2 separate regions of the Homo sapiens genome follow, and region 2 is linked to region 1. A link is a loop called in an ENCODE intact Hi-C map of the cell type or tissue named here. Cell type or tissue: PC-3. All regions are shown on one strand. Each heading gives the region's core, and the rest is flanking DNA. Links, peaks and the distances in the headings are about the cores only.

Region 1 (8,000 bases), core at 1-8,000:
CTTGGTTTTATGCAAAAATAATATTCAAAAGATGGCCCCAAAGAAAATACGCTGAGTACCAGGGTCATCAAATGAACAATTGCATCTTTCTCTGAGATGGGAGCTGGAGAAATGGACCAAATTGCAGGAGGTAGAAGCACTTGTTTGTAGTCTTCTCTTTTCTCCATTTTTAATAGCATGGAACCATTTATTTATTGACTGCTTGAAATAAATTCAAATAGAAGAACTTTGTAAATGCTGTAGTCTCTGGAATGACCTACCTGGTGCCAATCTTTTTTGTTATTTATGAGAGGGCCTCACAGAGCTTGAAAGTCTCCTCTTTTTATCCAGAGGTTAGTGTTGTTATGAGCTAAAGCCCTTTTGTCTAGAAGAGGCTCTGAACAATAATTCACAAGCTCACAGTTCTCCTAGGACTGAGGTGGGACCTTATCATGTCTCACATTTAAGTGGGCTTCAAATGTAATAGAAAATGAGGTACTGAAGTTCTCTGAAGAGTTTTTCTTGTGTTTTGCGGTTTCTAGGTGAGAAAGAATATCTGATAGTTCCCCGTGTTTCTTTTTTTTTTTGGCGGGGGAAAGGCATACAGGCTGGGGATGGGAACCTGAGGAAGAGGATCCACTTCTGGAGTATTTATTGCTCCTTCAATTTACTTGGCTTCCCCCTCCACCCCCTGCCAAATTTTATTACCTCACATTTTAAAATGACAGCTTTATTGAGATATAATTTACATACCACACAATTCACTCATTTAAAGTGTACGATTCAATGGCTTTTACTATATTCCCAGAATACGTGCAACCATCACCACAGTCAATTTTAGAGCATTTTCATCACTATAAAAAGGAACCCTGTACCTTTCAGTTGTCACTTTCCTATCCCCCCAGCCTACTGTCCTTAGTCCTAAGCCCTAAGCAACTGCTATTCTACCTTCTATCTCCACAGATTTCCCGTTTCTGGACATATCCATAAATGCAAACAATACAATATATGGTCTTTTGTCCACTTGACTTCTAATCCTATTCTGCCTTATGATATTGGTGGTAATGCTGTCTTCAAAAGTTTGAAGACTTTTAATGTGTCCCTGCTTTTTCTCCTTCTAGGCCTGTGTTCTCCTGGATTCAGGGGCATCCAGCTTAGTGCATCACTTACAGCACACCTTCAATGAGTGTTTGTAAATTTATGAACTAATTGTTGATGTTCTGCAGAAGTTGTCTATAATATTTCCGTAAGGGATATCCCACAGCTCCACTCCCCCCTTGTGGGGCTGCCTCTTCTCTTTCTCTGCCCGCCCCCGGTATAGTAATATTATAACCTGCTACAACTCAGATCTTTATTTCCTGTGCTGAGTTCTGATGACATCAATCTCCATCTGCTCCTAGCTCCATCCTGTGCAATGTTTCAGGAATGCTCCTTAGCCGCAGTCTACTTACTAGGTTTAAAGATGTCCCTGGTAAAAGAAACACTCAGAGTGACATTGAACTTTAGTCTTGTAGCACTGGTATACTGCCGATGGGATGGATGGTCCCACAGATTTGCCACTGATTGTCCACTCTTCCTTACGTGATTTAGAGAAAAAGGCTTTCTCCCACTGGTATTGACTTGTTGAAACCATGGATAATATATATTTTTTTGCTTATTTATTTTATTTATTTAAATTTCCAAGATAGATAGTTCTAAGAGCAAGAATGTTCCCAATTTCAACTAGAACATAACTCTGCTTGCCACATGGCTACGTTGCATTACAACCCCTAAACCAGAATGCGAGAACAACACTGCCCTCAAAGTAGGACTATGTATATACATATATTTCTCAAACTAGGAATATGTAGATATGAGGTGTATTCTTTTTCACCTTCCTTCTAGAGAAGCCGATGCTGTTTAATTAGAAAGCTTTGCATGCCTTAGCATACTGAAAAGTAGGAGGATGAAGTTACTGCTTTCTAATTGCTTATCTAGGTTAATGATTTTAGGTCTCAAAAACCTGTTTATAGAAAGCCAAAGTGAAAGTTAACTAGGCCACATTTTTATGGTATTAACTTAATTTCCAAGTCAGAATAAATTTTGGGGGAAAATGTCTCTTGCTCTTCTTACTTTGTGATAATAAAATTTAGGGAACAACTTTTTTTTTCTTTCTTTGCTTGGAAGTAAAAAAGTTTCTTAGGGATATATATTTTTAATTTTTTATTCTTATATTTTTCTTATGTCTGTCATTGTGCAGGTATTTTGAGGTACTATTTTTTATTAGCCAAAACTTCTGGTTCCCAGATAGAGAGCTTTAGAAAATGGACTGGTCCATATCAGATGGTGAATTAGTCACCCTCTGAAATTCACTTGGATGTGTTCATGTTTGCTCCATTAATCGACGTAAGATGCCCAGCCGTGCCACAATCAACAATTAAACCATAAAATTATTTGTTATAACAATGTAAAGTGAAAGAGAAAGATGTTTCTCTCCTCAGTATACTGTCTTTCTCATTCTAACCAACCTATGAAGGAAGAATGGGTAGATAAAGAATAGTATACAAGTAACGGCAGATAGAACTTTGACACATAAAAACAACAAGGGCCCTTTTCTAGTTGGCTTGTGAAGGCGCTCTCTCCCCCAGAATCTGGCGCACGATGCCCACAGTTTGTGTGGTGATTGGCACGTTCTGGTGCCAATGGGAATAACAGCTGGCTTCTCAATATTCTTCCGAAGCAGCTGCTCCGTCTATCTTGGCACCGTACACACACTGCTTTACTTACTGACATTCTCAAGCTGTTGCTGAATGTCTCTAATAACAGTATTTTCCATTTTATGTTTTTTCTTCTGAGTAAAATGTCTGCATCATTAATCCTTAGCCAAAGGAGATGTAACTAAAATTCACCCTCAGAGAAAATGCACGCTCATAGTCAGATTGGTGTCGAGGTTTTTGAAAATTATTTTGGATGTGTTGATGGGGGAAAGAGAAACTGGATTCCCACATATACCACTATTGGGATGTTTGTCTTTTTGAAAAGTTTTAGTATGGGGCCAAAGTGGCTTAAGAGTAGGAGAGTGAAGGAAAAACAGCAGATAGAATAAGGGAATATTTAAAAACCATTAACAAGGGGGTTCCCTCATTCAGCTTGGAGCCCCCCTCCCTCTGTCTCTGTACAGGGGGAGCCTCTTCCTTCTTTCTTGCCTATTTTCCACTCCTTAAATCCCCCCCACCCCAAAAAATAAAATAAATAAAAGCCATTAAGAAAAGCATTAGATACTGAATGGACAAGTAGCTTCACAATGGAACTGGAAAGGGATACTGATATAAGAGTAGATGCAAAAGAAAAGTTATCAACTGCTCAGGATGACACTGAGTACTAGAATATTCGCCAAGCACAGGAGTTATAACTCCAGTTACCCAGACACGCAATCCAACTACAGAAAACAGAATAATGGAAAGAATTCTCCTTTGACAAAGAGGCATTTTGGTGGGAACTATTAGAAAGTACTGCAGAATAACTATCTGTTGGACAAAGGTTAAAAATACCTATGCAAGAAAGAAGCACAGCCTGGAGAAATTGTAAAACTTGGCCAATAAAGCAAAACCGTAAGAGTATGATGGGCAAACATTCTAAGGATGAGTAATCCAAAGAAAGAACCCACAAAGCTCAGTGCTTAATAATGACCCTAAGATGTAATGAATTGTAAAATACTGCTTGAGCCTGAAGTGTTTGTTGTTGGCCTGTGCTCCTCAGTCACACTCTCATCTCCCTGTGGCCTAGTCAGTTACGGTACCACGGAGCCAGGGATTAATGTGGGGGCAATAACTTCCCGGTATTGGAAGTGGAGCTGTCCTGGACAATGGGTGAGAGCTTCGTAAATTCCTTGCACTTTTCAGTATTGACTTTTCTTTCCACTACTTTGCCTCCACTCTTTGCCTTCAGTGCTGCATCCCCAGATAGCCAGCAACCTACTGATGAAAGTCAAGATTTCCATATCTGCCTGTGGATGTTAACTGATTCCATCAACCAAAAGTCAGCCAGGCACAGAGCTGTTTCTCTGAACACTCAGCCCCCTCCGGCACATTAGAATAGCAAGACAAACTGGGCTACCAGGCTTAAAAGTTTTGCCTTTGCTTTTCACAAATCCCCACACATTTCAAAACAGATTAATACCAGGACAGCACTTTGGCATAAAGATGCAAAGTCAAGACACAAAATAGAATATCCTGACTCATTTTCTATGTGAAGTTTCTAGCAAAAACATATATATATATTTTCCCCTGCCTTGAGCATTGAGTGATTCGGCAGGAAACATTGGTAGACCCATTTTTCTTTTCCTGTCTCAGAACTGGGAAGTGAAGTCAGACTGTGCAATAAAATGCTGATGACAAAAAGATCCTGTAACTCTGGTGAGCCAGTTACCACTTTAAGACCCTCTTAAATGTATCTAATACAATAGCACATTTTGGAAAAGTTCGGTGAGGCTCGACTAGGATGGGAAAAACCCTGGAACGTTCATCCCAGAGTGTGCCTGCTCCATTCCACCCAGCTCTCCTGCAAGTGGCAGATGCCCCAGGGGCCAGCCATCGGCTAGGAGTCGAGACCTAGAGGGAAAGAGGGGTGAAGGGGATAGGTGGAGGAGATGGGTGTTTTGAAGAAAAAAAAGAGGTCATGGAGAATTTCTGGAGTGATTTTTTTTCACCACCTTGAAATTGAAATGAAATGAACCCCCTGCAAATTATTTGGAACCAATTCCATTCTGAGACTTGATTTACTAAAGCACAATAAAAAGGTATCCTTAAAGGGAGAACATAAAGATAAGTACCTTTTAGATGCCTTGATCTAAGATAAGATTCCCTTATCCAGTTCAAATACAGTAGGATTCCAACAATTATGAGATGGCATCTGGCAATTTGCCTTTTACACCTAATACTTATAATAAGAACACTATACTTACAAAATGTTTCACAACTACCTGTATTAGCTAAGCCATAATTGACCCTTCTGACGGAGACTGCTAGTGTTTATCTTGAATCACAGAAACACAAAGTTTTTCCCAACTATGTGGCATATTAATCATTGAGGTAATAGTGTTGATCTATTTTTACTGCTACTGGGCTGTGTAAAATTTCCCTTCCCTACTCTTTTCTTTCCTTCCTTTCATCCCCTTCCCTTTCTAGAGATTCTATTCCTAGAGTCCAAGCTGAATATATATTTCTGGCACAGTTCTGCAGATATTTCAGATGAAAGCAGATTTCAGTTTGCATTAACTAGTAATTTTCCAAGGTATCAATTGATTAGAGATGGCATAAATTTGGCCATCCTGTGTCAGGGAAAGCTACTCGGTTGCATGGAGGTTTATCTAACTTTAGCGAATTGGGATATTTGGGTTTGGAACCCTATCTCAGAGGGTTGTGGGGCTTCTTGATTTCATATGGATAAATAATTTGGAGAGTTAGGGATTGAAATGATCGAAATGATTTCCTATAGACCTTACACAATGTCCCAGTTGGTAGTTAGTTGAAAGAGGAATATTTAATTTTGAAGTCAAAATTGTTACATAGAAAAGTCCTTTGCATGTAGAACTTTAATTGAAGGATGACTCACTCTTACATCAAGTCTTTATAAGCAAATTTCAGTGAGTACAGGCAAACAATTTAAATTTACAACAATGCTAATTTCAGAAATCATTTGTTGCTGATATTAGGGAGCTATGTCTCTTGTATCTGATGAGCTTATGGCTTTCTGAAAAAAAAGAAAAATATCAATGTGGGAGGAGAGAGAGAGAGGGGAAGAAGGAGCAGAGAGAGGAGGCCCCAAAGAAAATGGTTAGTGAAGGAGAGCCAATCATAATTCAGCTGTTCCAAGCCAACCAAAGCATCTGGTTTCTTTAATTTAGTACACTTCATACTAAAAGGCCAGTTTGTTTACACTGTATATTTTAAGTTATTCAAAATATCTTTTCCAAACCATTGGGTTTGCAACTTCAGGGGAGGCTTTCAAATGTGGCTGGGAAGTATCCCCAGGTCAGTATCACATGGCATGAATAATATGGAAAAGAGAAAAGCTACAGACATTTTAAGGGTAGTTAGCATGCCATTTCAGACACTTCTGTTACGTCTTTCTGAGAGAATTGAAAATGCCCCAATTCACCCTCTAAAATGAGTAGAAAAGCCATTTTTTTTCTATACAGGTGGGCATAGATGCAAGTAGTCATGCGCACATGCTCAGGTACTTGAGGAGGTCTCCAAAGGCAGCCCCATACTATGTTCCAGGAATACCACCTATATTTTAACTGAAACAGTGAACTGAGAATGCACAAAGGTATCAAATCCAAGAAGAACTTATTTGGAACCCTTCTGGAAGGAATATCAGGGTTCCACCCTCAGTCTTCCGACTGTTCTCTCACAGACCCTCTCTCAGTGAGTTCATCACTGATAGGCCTCAGTTATCAATTCTAAGTGACAGCTAAGCAGGGGCCTTCTAACACTGTCCTCCAAGCCACCTTTCTCACCCAGACTCCAGTCCTGGATTTCCAAATATTTCAAAATACTTTTACCTGGCTGTCCCACTGTCACCTGGATGTCTAAAACAGAATTCAACCTTTTAAACCAATTCCTCTTCAATCTTTATATTTATGTAATTGATGCCATCCTTTTCCTGGTCAAAAGAGGTGGACATCTGGGAGTTAATTTCAACTATTTTTTTCTCGTCTCACATCGCCCTCTGTTGTAGAAAACAAGTCTTTTACTGTTTGTTTTCCAACATTCTTTAAATTTGAAATTTGTATCTTCTTTCCACTCCCATTGCTCTCACTTCATTTGATACTTGAATTACCCAATAACTTCCGGTATGATTTTCCTGTATGTGAGATTGAAAAGCATATACCTAAAGGCAAATATCAGAAACACTCCTGAATGTTGTAAGTAAACAGAAGGGACTTTGCTCTACCTAGAAGAGACCCATACAAGAAAACTCATTCATAGCCGAGGCATTTGGCAAGCTATTACACTCACAATGCAACTGCAAGGCAGGTTCTTACCCATTTATCTTTTTTGTGGTCCAGGCTAACTGCATGACTGGCCCTCAGCTGAACATCACAGCCTTTCCCATGTCTGTTAATATTTGGCAAATCTCGCTGTCCTCTCCAGATGATTAGGTGATCAGATTATTAATCTTACTCTTAAGGTCAGATAAAATAACAGAAGTTTAGAGAGAGACAGGTTTGCTCCCATTTCTCCAGTCTCTCCAACAGGGACTGTTTGACCTCCTCAAGTGCCGTAACTGCAGCAACGTATGGAGCAACAGCGACAGCAATGCCCAATGGGAGAGGCAACTGAAAAACAGGAGGCAACAGCTCCATGGTGAGAGGTTGGTCATGAGCACCTAAGGCCTGTGTGTGACACCTCTGTGGCCTGTGTAATTCCCATTGACATCAATTCCACATTACGGATGCGTCAGGACCACAGGAAACAACCTTACATTGCTTCACAAAGTTACTCTCGCTCAAAGCCGTAAATAAATGCTTCTCAGAGTGTGGGCCTCCCACCAGTAGTACTAGAAATTGCACTAATAGAAAGGCAAATTCATGGGCCCTACCCTGACTGACTCAGTGAGTCATGAACTTTGGGGACAGGGCTCAGGAAGCTGTAGTTTGACCACCTCTCCAAGTTATTCCTATTTACGCTCTAGTTTGAGGACCACTGCTGAAATGTATGATCATAACCAGGTGTAAGCAAACAAACAAATAAAAACATAAATGTACAAAGAATATGGACTAATGAAGAAGTTTGAATGTGGGTTCTATCTCTTCTTGTATTTGCAGTGCTCAGCACAGAATAAATCCCAGTAAACACTGTTGACTAAATAACTGAAAGGGTCTCATTTAGGTTGATGCCAAAATTCAAATTATTTTACCTAGTGAATGATATCTTAGATTTCTTTGCCTATCTGTTTGTTTTGAAAGAGTCAGCAAAGTCTAGAAAACAGAACACTAATGCGAGAGGCAAGGCTTTCTAGAATAATGAGAATCAGTT
Region 2 (17,197 bases), core at 5,481-13,480, 120 kb before region 1:
AATGTCGAGTTCCAGTTTCCTTGGTCACAAAATGAGGATAATAATTCCTACCCCATCTACATGACAGGGTCATTTTGAGGTGCCAGTGAAATAACGTAGGTGAAAAACAAACAGAAAAAAGCAAACATAAAGAAATATGAACTTATTTATCAGTTTGGAATAAACTTTCTGCATAATTAGATTGGAGGCACCTGTCTAAAGTTTCTAGCCTCAGTGTCTGGATTTGCCTTTTCACCTCTCAGGCCTTTTGTATTCACCAGGTGCCCTGGCAGCTCATCCTGCCCCGGTGAAGCTGTCATTGTTGTTTAAGGAAAGCTCAGCTCTACATCTTGTCCTGATACGGCATCAAAGTCCCCCTTTATTATTATGTGGCAACTTCTATAGTTGCCTAAATATCATTATTACTAACTTGGTCTGATTTTCTTTTCTTTTCTTTTTTTTTTTTTTGAGATGGAGTCTTGCTCTGTCACCCAGGCTGGATGGAGTTCAGTGGCTTGATCTTGGTTCACTGCAACCTCCGCCTTCCCCGTTCAAGTGATTCTCCTGCCTCAGCCTTCTGAGTAGCTGGGATTACAGGCGTGTGACACCATCATACCCGGCTAATTTTTGTATTTTTAGTAGACACGGGGTTTCGCCATGTTGCCCAGGCTGGTCTTGAATTCCTGTCCTCAGGTGATTCATCCACCTCAACCTCCCAAAGTGCTGGGAGTACAGGCGTGAGCCACCACGCCCGGCCAACTCAGGCTAATTTTCTTGATTATGTGATAATGCATTGTCTCTTTTACACAAATGTGTTCCTTCAATATGGACCTTCCTCACAGAGATTTAGGATTTCTTCTGCTTGGATATTTCGTCTGTTGTGCTACCCCATCCTCTGCCATGCTGGTCTGTGTTCTGGACTCTTAGATTTGCAGTCTGGCTGGATCACACCCCACGGCCCCCTCCTTCCACCAGCTGTGGAGACTTTCCATTCAATGAGGTCTCCCTGAAGATGGAGCATTCCAATTTTCCCCTTTCAGTGCTTGTATTACTATGGTAACAAAAATATTTTGATTGCTTTCTGTTTTCTTTATCTTTCAGTAGGCTTGCGGGCCAATTACATAGTCAACACCACTTCCCTCATGTTCTGACCACTCTAGGAGGACGTTTGCCCTTTGCCCTTAGTTAGGCATTCAAGATCCTATGTATTTGAACCTGTTGTAGCTTTTCAGCTGACCCTATAGTCCTGTTTATGATTACTTTCAGCTTCATCTTGTTGATGGACTCACCACCAGGTGAACACAATGGCAAGTTTTTGCCCTTACTTGTGGTAAGTCTACTTCCTACACTTTAGTGTAGATTTCTTCCTTCTCACTCACTGTCACTCTCATTTAGATGTTGATATGATTTGGCTGTGTCCCCAACCAAATCTCACCTTGAATTGTAATCCCTATAATTCCCACGTGTCAAGGGCAGGACCAGGTAGAGGTAATTGAATCATAGGGGCGGTTCCCCCCAAGCTGTTCTCGTGATAATGAGTAAGTCTCATGAGATCTGATGGTTTTATAAGTGCCTGGCGTTTCTCCTGTTTACACTTCTCTTTCCCGCTACCTTGTGAAGAAGGTGTTTGCTTCCCCTTCATCTTCCGCCATGATTGTAAATTTCCTGAGGCCTCCTCAGCCATAAGGAACTGTGAGTCAATTAAAACTTTTTTATTTTACAAATTAAATTACCCAGTCTTGGGTATGTCTTTATTAGCAGTGTGAGAACAGACTAACACAGATCCTCTCTCAAAATCAGTTCTAAGGCCCCCATCCTCTGCGAAGTCTTTTTTGACTTAGACCAAGGCAAGACGTTTCTCTTCTGTGAGGTCTTCATTGAATGTTATCCTGCATGTCTTGTCTCTCAACCAGATAGTACCCCCTGGAGGCAATGATTGTGTCCTGTTCTTAGTCTGCCAAACATTTCCTGGTGTGTGCTCACTTCCTCAGTGACACAGGCCCAAGGGCAGTCAAGTAATGCTTGCTTTATTCACTCAACAAACAGTTTAATAGCATTTTATAAAAATCCTTCTCACAACACATTTATAAAATCATAGTTTTTTTTCTTTTTTTTCTTTCTCTCTCTCTTTTTTTTTTTTTTTTTTTTTTGATAGAGACAGGGTTTCATCATGTTGCCCAGGCTGGTCTTGAACTCTTGGACTCAAGTGATCTTCCTCTTGGGCCGAGGCCCACCTCGGCCTCCCAAACTGCTAGGATTACAGGTTTGAGCCACCACACTCGGCCTTTTAAAAAATTAAATTTTTTAATTAATCATAGATATTTTTAAGTCTCCTCACATACTTTTCCTCATCAGTGCGAACCTTGCTTTCATTCTCACTACTCTGGAAACTTCTCTAGCTTCTAAAATGTAAAAACATCAACTTTAAGGAATAAAGCTCATAAAACCATTTACAGCCAGCCCATCTGGTTTCCATATATTAAATCATTTGCCCATGGGTTATTCATTCATTATTTTATTCAACAAACTTTTGTTAAGCACTGTGGTTTTAGGTGTTGAATTTAAAATAGCAAATGGATATTTTCAAGTTGCTCGAAGTCCAGTCGGAGAAACATACATATAATCAGTGATGAAGATACTAGGTAGGAAGTGCCCTGATAGAGGGCGCTATGATTGTCTAAAGGAGGATAGCCACATCAGACAGAGGTAGTTATTTGAATTGGAAAACTCAGAAAGGGTGGGTTGGAGGATGAGCATTCCCAGTGGAGGGAGCTTTTGTTGGAAGCCTCGTAGGTGGGAAATAGCAGGTGGGTTTGGAGACCTGCAGGTGTTTAGAATGATTGGAGCCTAAGACTGGGCGAATGGGGTGGCTGGCAAGAGGAGGGTGGGAAAGTGCATGAAGAGAAGGCTATAGAGATTGGCAGGGTTCAGATTATGAAGACTTAGGGTTCTAACCCAAGGAACTGGATTTCTGATGATATGGTTTGGCTCTGTGTCCCCACCTGAATCTCACCTTGAATTGTAATAATCCCCACATGTCTTGGGAGTGACCTGGTGGGAGGTAATTGAATCATGGGGGTAGGTTTTTCCCATGCTGTTCTCATAATAGTGAATAAGTTTCATGAGATCTGATGGTTTTATAAAAGGGAGTTCCCCTGCATACATTGCCTCTTGCCTTTGCTCTTCCTTCACCTTCCACCATGATTGTGAGGCCTCCCCGGTCATGTGGAACTGTGAGTGCATTAAACCTCTTTCCTTTATAAACTACCCGGTCTCAGGTATGTCTTTATTAGCGGCATAAGAATGGACTAATCCATCTGAAAAGCCACAAGGGGAATCATTAAATGACTGCAAAAAGGTTAATTACATTAGCATTTTAGAAAGACTCGCGTTGGCAGAATGAATTGTAATACAGTTAACTTTTGGACAACAGGGAGGTTGGGGTGCCACCCACACACAGTAAAAAATTCATGTATAATTTTTGACTCCCCAAAAGCTTAACTACTAATAGTCTACTGTTAAGTGGAAGCCTCACGGATAACCCTCACAGAGGGTCTCTCTCCGTTGCCCAGGTTGGAGTGCAATGGTGTGATCATAGCACACTTCAGCCTCAAACTCCTGGGCTCAAGTGATCCTCCTGCCTCGGCCTCCTGGGTAGCTAAAACTGCAGGTATGCACCACCATGCCTGGCTGATTTTTAAATTTTTTTGTAGAGAGGATCTTGCTATGTTGGTCAGGCTGGTCTTGAACTCCTGGACTCAAGCAATCCTTTAGTCTCAGCCTCCCAAAGCATTAGGATTATAGTTGTGAACCACTGCATCTAGCCCAAAATTATTCTTATGTTTTGATAAGATATTATAGTCCCCTTAGTGAACACATTTTAATTATTTGACTCAAGACTACAGACTCCCTGGTCCTTGAATCCCTTTGAGTTTGGTTTAGGAAATGGCTCTTTCTCATTCTCCCTTCCATAAATTGTGTTAAGTCTTTGATGGCGATCCTTCCTCTACATGTTATTTACGTGATTGGAAAATGAATAGTTACAACTTTGAGATGTCAGAGTTCTTATAAGAAAAATAGGCATTTATACTTACAGTCAACAATAATATAGTGTACACTTAAATATTTGTTGAGAGTAGATCTCATGTAAAGTGAGTCTTAATTTTGAAACTAAACTCTGGTTGAATTGGTCCTTGTTGTTGGTAGTAGAATATCATATTGCACTTTTGCTTCTAGAGAAGACTGCGTGATACACCCTGTCATTGTAGGAGGAAGAAGGCCTCTGCATATAACGTTAGCAGAGGATGTAGTTGCATTTGAAAATCTTCACTGAACCCTCTGGAATAATAAACAATAATTCCAGGAAGGCTTGGAAGCTTCAAAACACAAAGGTTAATTTCAGGGAAAAATTATTTTGTTTTTTAGCAAATTCTTGAATTCTAAGAATTGTCTCTTTCTTACATTAAGGGTTAATAAGAAATCACTGCATAAAGAGGATGCTGTCTAAGTGATCTCCTTTTCTTCATGCTCTCCATTGCTTTTGGGAGCCAACTCTGATCAGATGTAAGACAGCTTGAGTAGAACCTCTTTTTCTAGCTGTTTTCTGAGCCTCTTTTTCTTTCGCAACTGAGTGTGTCTGGGAACTGGGCATAGGACCTTGAACTTGGATTAAAATCTAGATGTTGCTTGATTTGTACCTTAACAAAGGGATTGCCTGGGTTTTCAATGTGTAATTGGAAGTGTTCATTAAAAATTATTTACCTTCACCACCTCCTCCTCCTCCATATGGATCTCCATAGCCTCTTCCACCACAGCCCTCTCTTCCACCATAATCTCCCCTGCCTTGGAAACCTCCTCTACCATCACCGCCTCGCCACTGCCCTTCTCCCCCTCCCCCACCACCTCCCTAACCTCCTCCACCACCCCCAGCCAACTCTTCCACCCCCACCCCCTCCTGTACCACCACCTCCACCACCTAGGTCCCCAACCACCATCGCTTTCTTGTCTCTTTTGTCAAGGGGGCATTTCTGGGGGTGGTGGTTTAATTTCATTCGGCTGGCCTTCCCTGTCAGGCACCCTTCCCATCAGCACCTTATTAATGGCACATGGGGTCTTCTCCCAGCTGGCGCCGCTACTTGTCCTAATGATCTTGGATAGCAGTGTTTGCTTCTTTACAGACACATTAGACATAGTGTTCTAAATGACATACTTGAATATTGTCTTTGAAATAAACACCATGTTAGACTCCATGGTGATATTCTTGAATTGGGTTACTATGTAAGAACATTGTTTTTTTACTATCAGTTGATCTCTCAGATGAAGTGATTTTTTCCAGATTCTGTGTAATCTTGAGCATGTTGTCTTTTTTAAAAACAAAAAAAGAACAAATTATTTTTTTAAATGTAAATATTACCATCGAACTTGGAAAATGGAAAGTATTTTATTGTCATGATTGAATTTAGATTGCTACCTGTATTTTGTTCAGATTTGAGTCATAGAAATGACCCCACCTGTAATGGATAGGAATATAGACCCTTGTCTCACCTGAAAAAAAAGATCACATACCTTTTAGTGCCCACTTCTGGTCTTTGCTGCCACCTTATCTTTTCCGTTATTGAAGAATGACCATTTGGTTAATTGAAGACAGATTTCTTTCCGTTTTTCAAACATACCAGGACTCTGTTTCATTCAGAAAACTGACATGTCTGATGGCCCTCCCTGTAACAGCAAGCTGCCTGGGCTCTCAGTTGACCTCTGGGGATGTAGTATGAAGGGAGATTGAAAAATGCTAGCTACAGATCCTTATTACCACCTGCAGATTGCACACAGAATCTCTAACCATAGCAATGCTGAGCTTGGAGTCCCAGAGGGAGAAGCAGAGCAGGTTGTGTGCCAGTATTTCCTGGTCATCACTGTTCCCTCAAAGAGCCTAGACTCATCGCCCACTCCCAGCCCGTGCTTTCTGGGTATGGTGTCCTTCACCACTCCCTGGGTACCTGAGTGGAAGTTACTTCATTCCCACAACCTCCCCAAGACCACCACAGTCAATCCAGACCAAAGGTCACTTCTTCCAACAGCTAAGAGTTTCCCCTTTCTTTTAAGGCTTGGAAGTACATCTGGCAGGGCTATGTGAATCCCTGAGAGCCTCCTCCCATCTGCAGGGGGGATGGTGGGACTAATTCTGTTGGCAGTCTAGTGGCCAGCTTAATCCACCCTAACTCGCATCCCTGTAACCCTTGTTTACCACCTAAGAAGAATGATTCCTTCACTTATCTTCTCCCACATTCTCATGCTCCATGATATTTGGATCCTACCATTTCCTGTCACAATCCTCCTTCCTGACACTTCTATTATTTTCCCTGGAACTCCCAAACCAGGATATAAACACTCTTACAACCACTGTATGCACTAGACATTCCTTTATCTGAAACTGTCCCCTGACAACATTGCCTTATGGAAGCCTCTCAAATGGAGGCTACTTATTACCAACTGTCCTTCATGTCAGTGTTGGGACATGGGATCAGCGTGTTACTGCCACTTCTAGACCATTAGTCCTCTACCCTCAGTGAGGACTCAAGCTGAGAACACGTCTCCCTTGGGGTTCTTGCCGTGGGTGCTACCACCTCATGTCTGCGGCATCATTTGACATTTCATTCTTTCCACTTCAGTTACTGGAGAAGCTCCAGGCTTCTTCTCACTTCAAGTCCTGCCAATACCCTGTGTGACTTCAGTAACCAAGTGGATAACTCACCTACCACCACGTACTTTTGATTCCTTAACTATAATAAACTTCTCCATACTCCTGAAGCTGTCTGCCCCCAAAGCTCCTGGACCTGTCTTCACATCAAACCACTTCACCTCTAAAATAATACATTCAGACCTTCCACAGCCTTGGACCACACAAGCCTAACCTTCCAGCTCTCTCTGGTTCTTTCTTCTCAGCATGTCTTCTAAGGCTCTTTCATCTCTTGATTCTGCCTTTATCCAACAGCTTCTCATCTTTACTGCCTTTTCTACTCAGCTTAAATTACAACTACAATCAACTCCCTTGCCTTGCTGCTCTACTTTGTTTCCTCTGGGAAAGATCCAAACCTTGGAAGAATCTGACTTCTACCTTCTCATCTTCATCCGGGGGCTGAGAGCTGCTGGAGATGCTGCAGGATGTTTAAGATGGTTGTGGCTATCAACTCCCGACTTCTAGCATTGGTGCTCTACGTGATCATGTGAAGTTTCTTCAGTGAACTCTCTCTGCTATGCTCTTTCTTTCTTGAGTCAACACTCTCTCATATACAGATATGCTATTGATTTCCTCCCTTTTTTTCTCCCACTTTTGGCCCCCTTCACTCCAGCAGATGCCTGTGCATTGTACTGGACCCAGAATGTAGAGGTCACCAGATGAGAATTCTGCAACTTTTGCCACAAAATGCATGAACATAATTGTGTCCCACATGGCGTCATCTCCTTCCCACCTATCACAATGGTGGTGAGTCGACCTCATCTCCAAAGCCTCCTGCTCTCTGAGTCCCATCCTTATCAGGAACTGGTGCACCTATCATTTTCTATACCTTTAACTTTTCCTTATTATCTGCACAATTACCTACATATCTCCCTTGAGCGCTAATTTTTTTTTCAGTTTCTTGATGTTTCTGGGAATATTTTTCATCCTCAGAAACACTTCAACTATTGTCCCTTGGTCAGGAACAGTTCTTCCCAGATTCCTCCCCTTGCCTCACTCTTTATTTATATCTTGACTTAGGCATCCCTTCCTCTGGGAGGGCTTCCTGACTTCTCTCATACCCTGTCATGTGGTTTCCCTTCTATGTGATCCCATCTGCTCCTACTTCTGTTATTTCACTAATTATGATTTGCTATTATGAATTCTCCCTAGTTGCTCACTTTATTGTAAGCACAGAGAAGACATTTATCATTGCATCCCCAACACCTAACACAAACTTGGTGCTTCATGTATATTTGTTGCACAAATAATGAATGAATGAATGAATGAATGAAAGTATCTGGGAAATCAATGATGAAATAGTGAAGAAGCTGAAAAGTAGAACAAGAATCATACTGTCATCTCCAGATGGCTGATGCCACTGGGATTTTAAAAAGTTGTTTTTTTTCCTGAGCCAGATCTGAATTAGTAAGGAAAAGATATGGAAGAGAGAAACAAAGATGTGTTTTGTTCCTCCTTCCATGAAACTTCTCCACACTTCCTCACTCTACCTCCAAATATGTAAAAACAACCACATCTCAAACCTGAAACGCTCTATCTCAATGCTGTCAATCAGGTGAAATCTGCAAGATATGATACACACACACAAAAACACACACACACACATGTAAACACACACAAATGCATGTAACACTGCTGAAGTCTGAATTGTTACCGGATTTTTATCAATGTTGATTTCCTGGTTGTAATATAGTTATTGTAATATAGTTATACAAGACGTTACCATGGGGAAAATTGGGTAAAGTGGATGAAGAGTTCACAGGATCTCTCTATTTCTTTCTTTCTTTCTTTCTTTTTTTTTTTTTTTTGAGATAGGGTCTCACTCTCTTGCCCCAGGCAGGAGTGCAGTGGTGTGAAACAGCTCCCTGCAGCCTCAACCTTTGGGCTCAAGTGATCCTCCCATCTCAGCCTCCCAAGTAGCTGGGACTACAGGTGTGTGCCACTACACCCAGCTAATTAAAAAAAAATTTAATAGAGATGAGGTCTTGCTATGTTGCCCAGGCTGGTCTCAAACTCCTAGCCTCAAGTGATCCTCCTGCCTCGGCCTCCTAAAGTATTGGGATTACAGGCATCAGCAGCTGTGCTCAGCTTCTCTATTTCTTTTATTTTCATTTTGACTACTTACCCCCAAGTTCCAACTCTGTATTATTTCTTACGAGAACATTTAAATCTACAATTATCTCCAAATAAAAAGTTAAAGAGTCTGACAGATGCGTATGGACTGTGTGTGTGTGTGTGTGTGTGTGTGTGTGTGTGTGTGTGTATGTGTGTATGTGTACCGGGGATGGGTAGGAGGTAAAGGTGAGTGAGTGAGGAGTGTCTGTAGGAGGTAAAGCATTGGGTGAGTGAGTGAGGAGTGAGGAGTGTCTAGGTGTCCTCAGCTGAATACTGCCCCCTATAGTTGCTGTCCATCCAGAACCTCAGAATATGACCTTACTTGGCAATAGTCTTTGCAGATGTAATTAGTTAAGATGAAGCCATATGGGATTAGGGTGGGCCCTAGTCCCTGGCTCGTGTCCATGTAAGAAGGGAAAACAGACCCATGGGGACGAAGGCCTGTGATGATGGAGGCAAAGGTTGGAGTTATGCTGCCACCACTCAAGGACCGGCATGGATTTCTGGTGAGCTCTGGGAGCTAGAAGAAGGAAGGAAGGACTCTTCCCTGGTAGCTTCAGAGAGCTCAGAGACCTGCTGATACCTTGATTTCAGACTTCTAGCCTCCAGAACTGTGAGAGAATACATTTTTGTATTTGAAGCCACTCTGGTAATCTGTTAGGGCAGCCCTAGAAAACTCATACTCAGTGAGTAATTTGATTCATCTTGGTTATTCTTCCTTAAATGCTTATTTTCCCTCACAGGATACGGAATCAATATAAGCTTTCTCCTCTTGTCAGTTCTCCTCCATGCCTCCTATCTTCGTTGACAGTCTCATTTGAGTTAGAGTAAGAGTTGAGTAATCTCTTGCTGCAAATGGAACATAGATGGCACCAGCGTTGTTTCTGGCCAATGCCTGCTGTTCACACGTGTCAATACAGTGCAAGGAACATATGACATCAGCTCTAATGCTCACTATAAATTGTAAACTAGGCAGTAATGCCGTTGTTTCTGAAATAAAATTAAGCCTCAGTGAACACTTCTTACAAGTCACCTGATTTATATGGACAAAGTTTGCCAATATCATTGACATCTGGTCAGAGCCTTTACCAATAATATGTACAAAAATGTTTAAGTGTTCCTAGAACACTTAGCTCTGACTATACCAAGAAGAAACAGTGATGTCTAGTTAATTGCTTCTGGTTTGCTTGCTAGCCCAAATGAAGCTTTATTGACATGTCACATACCTTTTAGATATTCAAGTCAGGTTACCCACCTCCCTCCACAATCTTAGGCCTTTCTCAATGACACTTGTACATACCCCAACTCTCAGCAGAATGAGGTCCTGGCACGCAGCCCTTGCACTGTGGCCTGCCCACCCTGTTGAAGTCTCTTCTCATCTTATCCTCCTCAGAGGCTGGCACTGGTACCTGGGGACTTCACAGTCTGTGCAGTGATCAGACAATCACTGTGGGGATAGGGCCTGTGCTTGGCTGCCTGACATTTCTGCAGGTTGGTGGTGGGGCTGAACATTCACTAAATCATACTTGAGAACTGGAAACCTACTACTAAAAAAACACGGAGGCTGGGCATGGTGGCTCGGGTCTGTAATCCCAGCACTTTAGGAGACTGAGGAGGGTGGATCACTTGAGGTCAAGAGTTTGAGACCAGCCTGGCTAACATGGTAAAACCTCGTCTCTACTAAAAATACAAAAATTAGCTGGGCATGGTGGCATGTGCCTGTAATCCTAATCCCAGCTACTCAGGAGGCTGAGGCATGGGAATCACTTGAACCCGGGAGGAGGAGGTTGCAGTGAGCCGAGATTGCACCACTGCACTCCAGCCTGGGCAACAGAACGAGACTCGGTCTCAAACAACAAAAAAGCCCACACTGATAAGAGAAAAAAAATCTCAAGCTTCCCGTTAGAGTTTAAGATAAAGCTCCAGATGCCAAAAGGTATTTTTTGATAAGCTATTTCTAAAATAACACATTTTTAATAACTAAAGTCAGTAGAGGCATCTCAGAAATATTTCAGAACGTTACATAACTCAAGTATTGAAAGATCAGAACTTTTTGTTGTCTCCATCTCAGTAAGGTTAATACTTGAAAACTGATAATTACAGAGTATAATTCTCACTTATGCTGTTCTATAACACTATAGGTCTTTTGTTTTCATGTAGAAGTTTTTTTTTTTCAAATGTGGACTGAGACAGATGTTTCTGAGAAAATGAATTCATTGAAATGTAAAGTCTGACTCTCCTGTTAAAAAAAAAAAAAGGCTCAAAGTAAATTATAGCAGTGGGAAGAAGGAAGAAATAAATAATCCCCAAAACTGATCATACATTTTGGTCCATTAGGCTTACTTTGCTGACAACTTAAAAAATGCACATATAATTGCTTACTGGGAAGAAGAGTAGGAGTAGGTTATGTGTAATCTGAAGTGCTTTTAACAAGGATAAAATAAGAGACTCATCTGCCATTCCCTGTTCTTTTTTAAAGATGAGCACTGGGATTTGTCTCTGTCTCCTCTTGGATTGTGCATTACAATAGATTCATATTTGTCCCGCAAAGGAAGCAATTTAGTGGTGTTTCTGTAGGTTTCTTTTCCAGTTGGATAGAGAAAAATCTAGAGATCTTTGGATATCAAGTCCTTCAGAGAAATTATTTCTACTGTCACCACTCAGAAGAGTATGCTCATAAACTGAGAGGAGAAAAAACTATTGTTTTCCCAAACTATGTTCTTCAAAACGCTAAAGGTCTACCAGATAGCAACTGTGGACCTGAAAAAACAGCATCTGCATTCAAATTATTGGGACATTCATTGTTACAATTGGAGTTTACTTGTTTGGATTTAAATGTTAACATAATCTGATATGATTTCCAATTTGTCAGTCAAAAATGTGTTCTTTCATTTAAGACGTATTTATTCAGTATGTCCTGTGCTACGCTATGGAGAATAGTTTTTTTGTTTGATTTTTGAGACGGAGTTTTGCTCTGTCACCCAGACTAGAATGCAGTGGTGTGGTCTCAGCTCACTGGAACCTCTGCCTCCTGGGTTCAAGCCATTCTCCTGCCTTAGCCTCCCAAGTAGCTGGGATTACAGGTGCCTACCACCACGCCTGGCTAATTTTTGTATTTTTAGTGGAGTTGGGGTTTCACCATCTTGGTCAGGCTGGTCTTGAACTCCTGACCTCATGATCCACCTGCCTCGGCCTCCCGAAGTACTTGGATTACAGGCATGAGCCACTGTGCCCAGCCAAGAGTAGTTTTTAAAAGGGTAGTTATCCCTGTTATCAAAGAGCTTACAAGTCAAGTCAAGAGGGGGATGAAGGGAGAAGATAATGGTTTTTGCTAATACTTAGTGCTTTCTCTGTGGCAGGCATCATTCAAAGGGCTTTCCATGCCTCAACTCTTAATCTTCAAAACCCTTATGAAATAGGTCATATTTTTATCACCATTTTACAGATGAAGAAACTGAGGCACAGAAAGTTTGAAAACTCTCCCAAGGTCAGATACCTACTAAGTGGTAAAGTCAAGCCACAAACTTGGGCAAGTTAACCACCATGCCAAATTATACCTCAAATTGGGCAGAACACATACACATACATCATTAATGACAATACAAAACAGCTAACAATCACTAATGATAAAATGATAGATCATCCTGGGTTGCAATAGTTAAGGAAGATTTTTGTGATAAGAAATCAAAACTAGATCCAGACAATGTCATCTGTATCACCTTGTTGAAGATGTCCATTAGCACTTGAGAGTTCTGGGAAGCAGACAGGAGCAACACCTACGCATTTAATCCGTTGTTTCTCAAAATTCTTTGACTATGAAGCCTTTTTTTTTTTTTCCAGGAAACGCTTAACAAACATCTTTGAGCAAAACTTATGTATTAATCCATTGTTTCTCAAAATTCGTTGACTATGAAGCCATTTTTTCCCCCAGAGAACACTTAACAAATATCTTTGAGCAAAACCTATGTCTTTAATTCATCGTTTCTCATAATTCTTTGGCTACGAATCCATTTTTTTTTTTCAGGGAACACTTAACAGACATCTTTGGGCACATACATTTTTATGCAATTTGGAAAATGTTAGTTTAGAATTGAGTTTTAAATTTAAAATTAAATTAAATTAAATTTTTGAGGCAAAGTCTTGTCACCCAGGCTGGAGTGCAGTGGCACAATCATAGATTACTGCAGCCTTGTACTCCTGGTCTGAAGCGATTCTCCCACCTCAGCCTCCCAAGTAGCTGGGACCGCCGCTGTGCTCCAGCATGCCTGGCTAATTTTCTAAAATGTTTAGTAGAGATGGGGTCTTCCTATGTTGCCCAGGGCCACCTACTTGCAGAGACTGCCTGGGAGTCTTCAGCCTCTATTGTCAGTGGCCAGAAAGGATCTGATGAAGAGGTGGCAAGGGAAAGGGCTACCAGGAACTCTGATGGATAGGAATTGTAGGATTTGAATGGACTTCATGAAAACTTGACAGGTTATCAAGTTTTGCTTATTTAACTAATGCTTCTGTCTAGCCAGGGTTGTATTCTTGTCAACTCCAGGAAAGTCTTAGATTAACCAGATGGACTAGTTCTCTCTCGCTGAGCTGAGGAATATTTACTTTAAAACCACAAGAAATAGTCCCTTATTTGTCCTTGGTCTTACCAGTGTATCCTTAGCACCTCTGGGTCACTGTCTTTTTTCTTGAATCACATTTTAAAATAGTTTTTTTGTCCATAATACAAGGATTATTTTTATGACCGACCTGGCCACCTGTAGATAGAGTCACTGTCAGTCTCTCTTAATGCAACTTGTTTTCATTTGCACAAAAATTGGCACAATCTATAGAAAGTGAAAGATGCATCCTAACTTCCACTTTGTAGATATTTTTTCCTTAAGTGATGTAGGAATTTACATGTTTTGAGTACTCCCTTTTTGCTAGAAATTATGCTATATATTTTATGTATGTTATTTACTTTCATCCTCATGACCACCCAGGAGGTTGATGTTACTATCATTTTATGCATGAGGAGATGGAGGCTCAGAGAGATTAAATAAATCGCCTAGGGTTAGGTAGTTAATGATAATGAGGGATTTAAATTCTGGTCTGACTCCAAAGCCCACATTTTTTTTTTTAATTACTTTTTACAGCAAGAGACAGGGGTCTTGCTGTGTTGCTCATGCTGGTCTTGAACTCTTGGCCTCAAGTGATCCTCCCACCTTGGCCTACCAAAGTGCTAAGATACAGGGGTAAGCCACTGTACCCAGTCCAAAGCCAACACTTTATGTATTATTTTTAAATTTTTTTTTGTAGAGATGGGGTCTAGGTTGCCCAGGCAGGTCTCAAATTCCTGGACTCAAGCAATCCTCTTGCGTCAGCCTCCCAAAGTGCTACAATTACAGATGTGAGCCACTGTGCCCTGACAATGCTTTTAAAACCCTACTGCACTGCTTCCTTAAAAGGAAAGAAAATACTAAAGATTATATCAGCACATTTAATATGAGAATTTGAATTTCAGGCAATGGAATCAATGATGCATCATTGCTTAGATGACTAAGACAAGCCAATCTTACATTTTCAAACCATTATCAGCTACAACTTAAACTTTTTTTTCTAATAATCTCTCTGGCTTAATTAGAAGTTTGACTTCCTAATGTGAAACCAACTCTTTACTGTGTTTTCTCCACTGTAAACTCTCCCCATTCTTATTCATGCAAGAACGGCTATTTGGCAAGTTGTTTGTAATTTAAGGGAGAACCTGTATCTATTGAGCATCTACCATGTACCAGCGAGCAGGCTTGATGCCTTTTTGTATGCCAACTCTTTTAATTGCCACAACAATACTATAAAAAATATTGTCTTGAAATAATTTTTTTTTTTTTTGAGACGGAGTCTTGCTCTGTTGCCCAGGCTAGAGTACAGTGGCGCAAACTTGGCTCACTGCAACCTCTGCCTCCCAGATTCAAGTGATTCTCCTGCCTCAGCCTCCCAAGTAGCTGGGATTACAGGAGCCCACCACCACGCCTGGCTAATTTTGTATTTTTAGTAGAGATGGGGTTTCGCCATTTTGGCCAGGCTGGTCTCGAACTCCTGACGCCATGATCCACCCCCCCACCTTGGCCTCCCAAAGTGCTGGGATTACAGGCATAAGACACCACACCCAGCTGTCTTGAAATAATTTTATAGCAGTTTTAGTAACTTCTGTCTAGTCAGAGGATAAGTTAGTGACAGAACTAGGATTGGGATCCATTTCTGTGTTGGAAGTGTATCTGCTTTCTATTGTGTTGTATGCCAGGAGGGAGCTTTAGCTGCATTTGAGCAATCATAGCTGTTCACAAATTCTCTAAGAAGTGTTCACAGGTAACACCAGTCTCTGGCACAAGTCTGAATGCTCCTGGAGGGACTGGGTCTTTTTAAATCCCAATATCTAGCACAATGTCTGGCACATAGTAGCTCCTCAATAAGTATTTCTTTAATTGAAATCTAAGTGCTCATGTAGGCTTGGCCTATTTGACAGTGTTTCAGCTAGGTTCCCGTGTACATTTGAAAGCCATGCCTGACCTTTACATGAAATACTAGTGGGGCATCTCTTTTGATATTAGCTTTGTGATATAGAACATCCACAAATGAAAAAGTAGCTTTGCATTCAAACATGGGAGTCATTAAGGAATCAGAGAGATTCTGAACACAGATCTTAATAAAATGAATATGGGAGAATACATAAAGATACAAGAAAACATTGGAAACATTGGCAGTGTTCTTCTTCTTCTCTATTTCCAGATGGATTTAGAATACCAGATTTAGAATAGAACAGTTCTGCCTGAACTGTTCTATTGTTCTTCATGGCCAGTAATCCTGAAATGTGAGACCATATTTTTCACAAATAATTCTTGCCCTGAGTTGGCTATGTTTTTACAACTTAAAACATTGTACCTCATTCTCATTCATATGAGTTTGACAAATATGAGTCAGAAAAATATCAGGACTCTGGGGAAATGTAAAGCTGAATGGTGGCCCTGTTTCCCTAACTTGGCACTAACGAGCAGGTGATACCTTCATGGACATGGGCGTTTCTGTAGCCCCCAAAGTGGAATGAGTCACGTGGGCCATGTTTGCATCTGTGTTCTTTCCTCGAATGTTTCCTCTCCTGAGCAGTGGGATCCTTTTATTGAATCCAATTCATTGACTGGTAACATGTTACCTGGTGAGAATTAGGATATTTTCATCTTGTGATATTTTAAAGAAATTATCTTTATTTTTATTTGTTCATCTAGACATGCCAATGGCTACTTAGGCCACATTTTGAGCAAAACTCACAAGGTAGTTCTTTTTTTTTTTTTTTTTTTTTTCAAACCTCACATGTGTATACAAAATGACACAGTTTAAAGGATTTGTTTAAAAGAACAAAGCATGAGAAATACAGTGAGATACAAGCTCATAACCAAACCTAAATAAGTAAGCAGATCTGATTCAACACGAGAAAAGATTACAAAACAAGACCTAGTTTTGTAGGAAGCACTATCTGAAGACAAAGTTGCAGGACACGCTGCAAGTCCCTTTGCGGGGAGCCATAAGCAGGGAGAAATAACCTGGTTTCTACTTAGCCTAGCAGGGAGTTATGGGTAGGTCAGGGTTTCCTAAATAAGGTCCTGACAATTCATCACTGTTATTAAAAGGAAGAGCAGATTTTTCCTATCAGGCCTGGCAGTGATATGTATTCTCTCTCTGTCTTAATTTAATCTTAACTTTACCGTCAGCTTACTACACACAGTCCTTTGATTCCTTTCTTCTCAAGCAATGAAAGAATTAAACCTGGCAAGTCAACTATTGATGGTCCATGGACAAGGAGAACAAGATTGTAAAGAAAAAATCTGTGGATGATCCAATAGCTGTGGGATTTTTTGTTTGTTTGTTTGAGACGGATTCTAGCTCTGTTGCCAGGCTGGAGTGCAGTGGTGCGATCTCAGTTCACTACAACTTCCACCTCCCAGGTTCAAGCGATTCTCCTGCCTCAGCTTCCTGAGTAGCTGGGATTGCAGGCACGCACTGCCATGCCCAGCTAATTTTTGTATTTTTAGTAGAGACGGGGTTTCACCATGTTGGCCAGAATGGTCTCGATCTCTTGAACTTGTGATCTGCCCAACTTGGCCTCCCAAAGTGCTAGGATTACAGGCGTGAGCCACCGCACCCCGCCAGTGTTTTAACTAGTAATTGGACTCCTATTGAAATATTGCAAGACAGCCACTAATAGCCAAGAAAAAAAGAGACATTTTCACATTCTTTTTCTTTTTACCAACAAATGAGGAACTCAAGAACTCCCCAGTTGAATGAGGGAGGCAGCTGCATCAAGTTTATGCCTCATTTTACTTCAGATTTTTATTGTACTAG

The links. Hi-C counts contacts between places; a loop is a spot of excess contacts. Peaks named below come from ENCODE experiments on the same cell type or tissue, not always from the same donor. Only the 100,000 strongest peaks of a DNase experiment are listed, where the experiment ranks them.
Region 2: it touches region 1 in a loop (5-fold over the local background); 1 of 110 quality-filtered maps calls a loop at or near these places.

What each region holds. Positions count from the first base shown.
Region 1 is chr6:136,081,562-136,089,561 of GRCh38, reverse strand. All of the region lies in intron 2 of PDE7B (phosphodiesterase 7B), which reads right to left. Among named protein-coding and RNA genes, the nearest start is that of PDE7B-AS1, 13 kb to the right of the region's middle. In PC-3, for the core only: a CTCF peak has its summit at 6,718; no DNase peak of the experiment used is centred there; H3K27ac peaks cover 2,885 bases.
Region 2 is chr6:136,194,417-136,211,613 of GRCh38, reverse strand. PDE7B (phosphodiesterase 7B) reads right to left here. Exons shown (of 13, transcript NM_018945.4): 13 at 16,040-17,197. Among named protein-coding and RNA genes, the nearest start is that of MTFR2, 47 kb to the left of the region's middle. In PC-3, for the core only: a CTCF peak has its summit at 9,694; no DNase peak of the experiment used is centred there.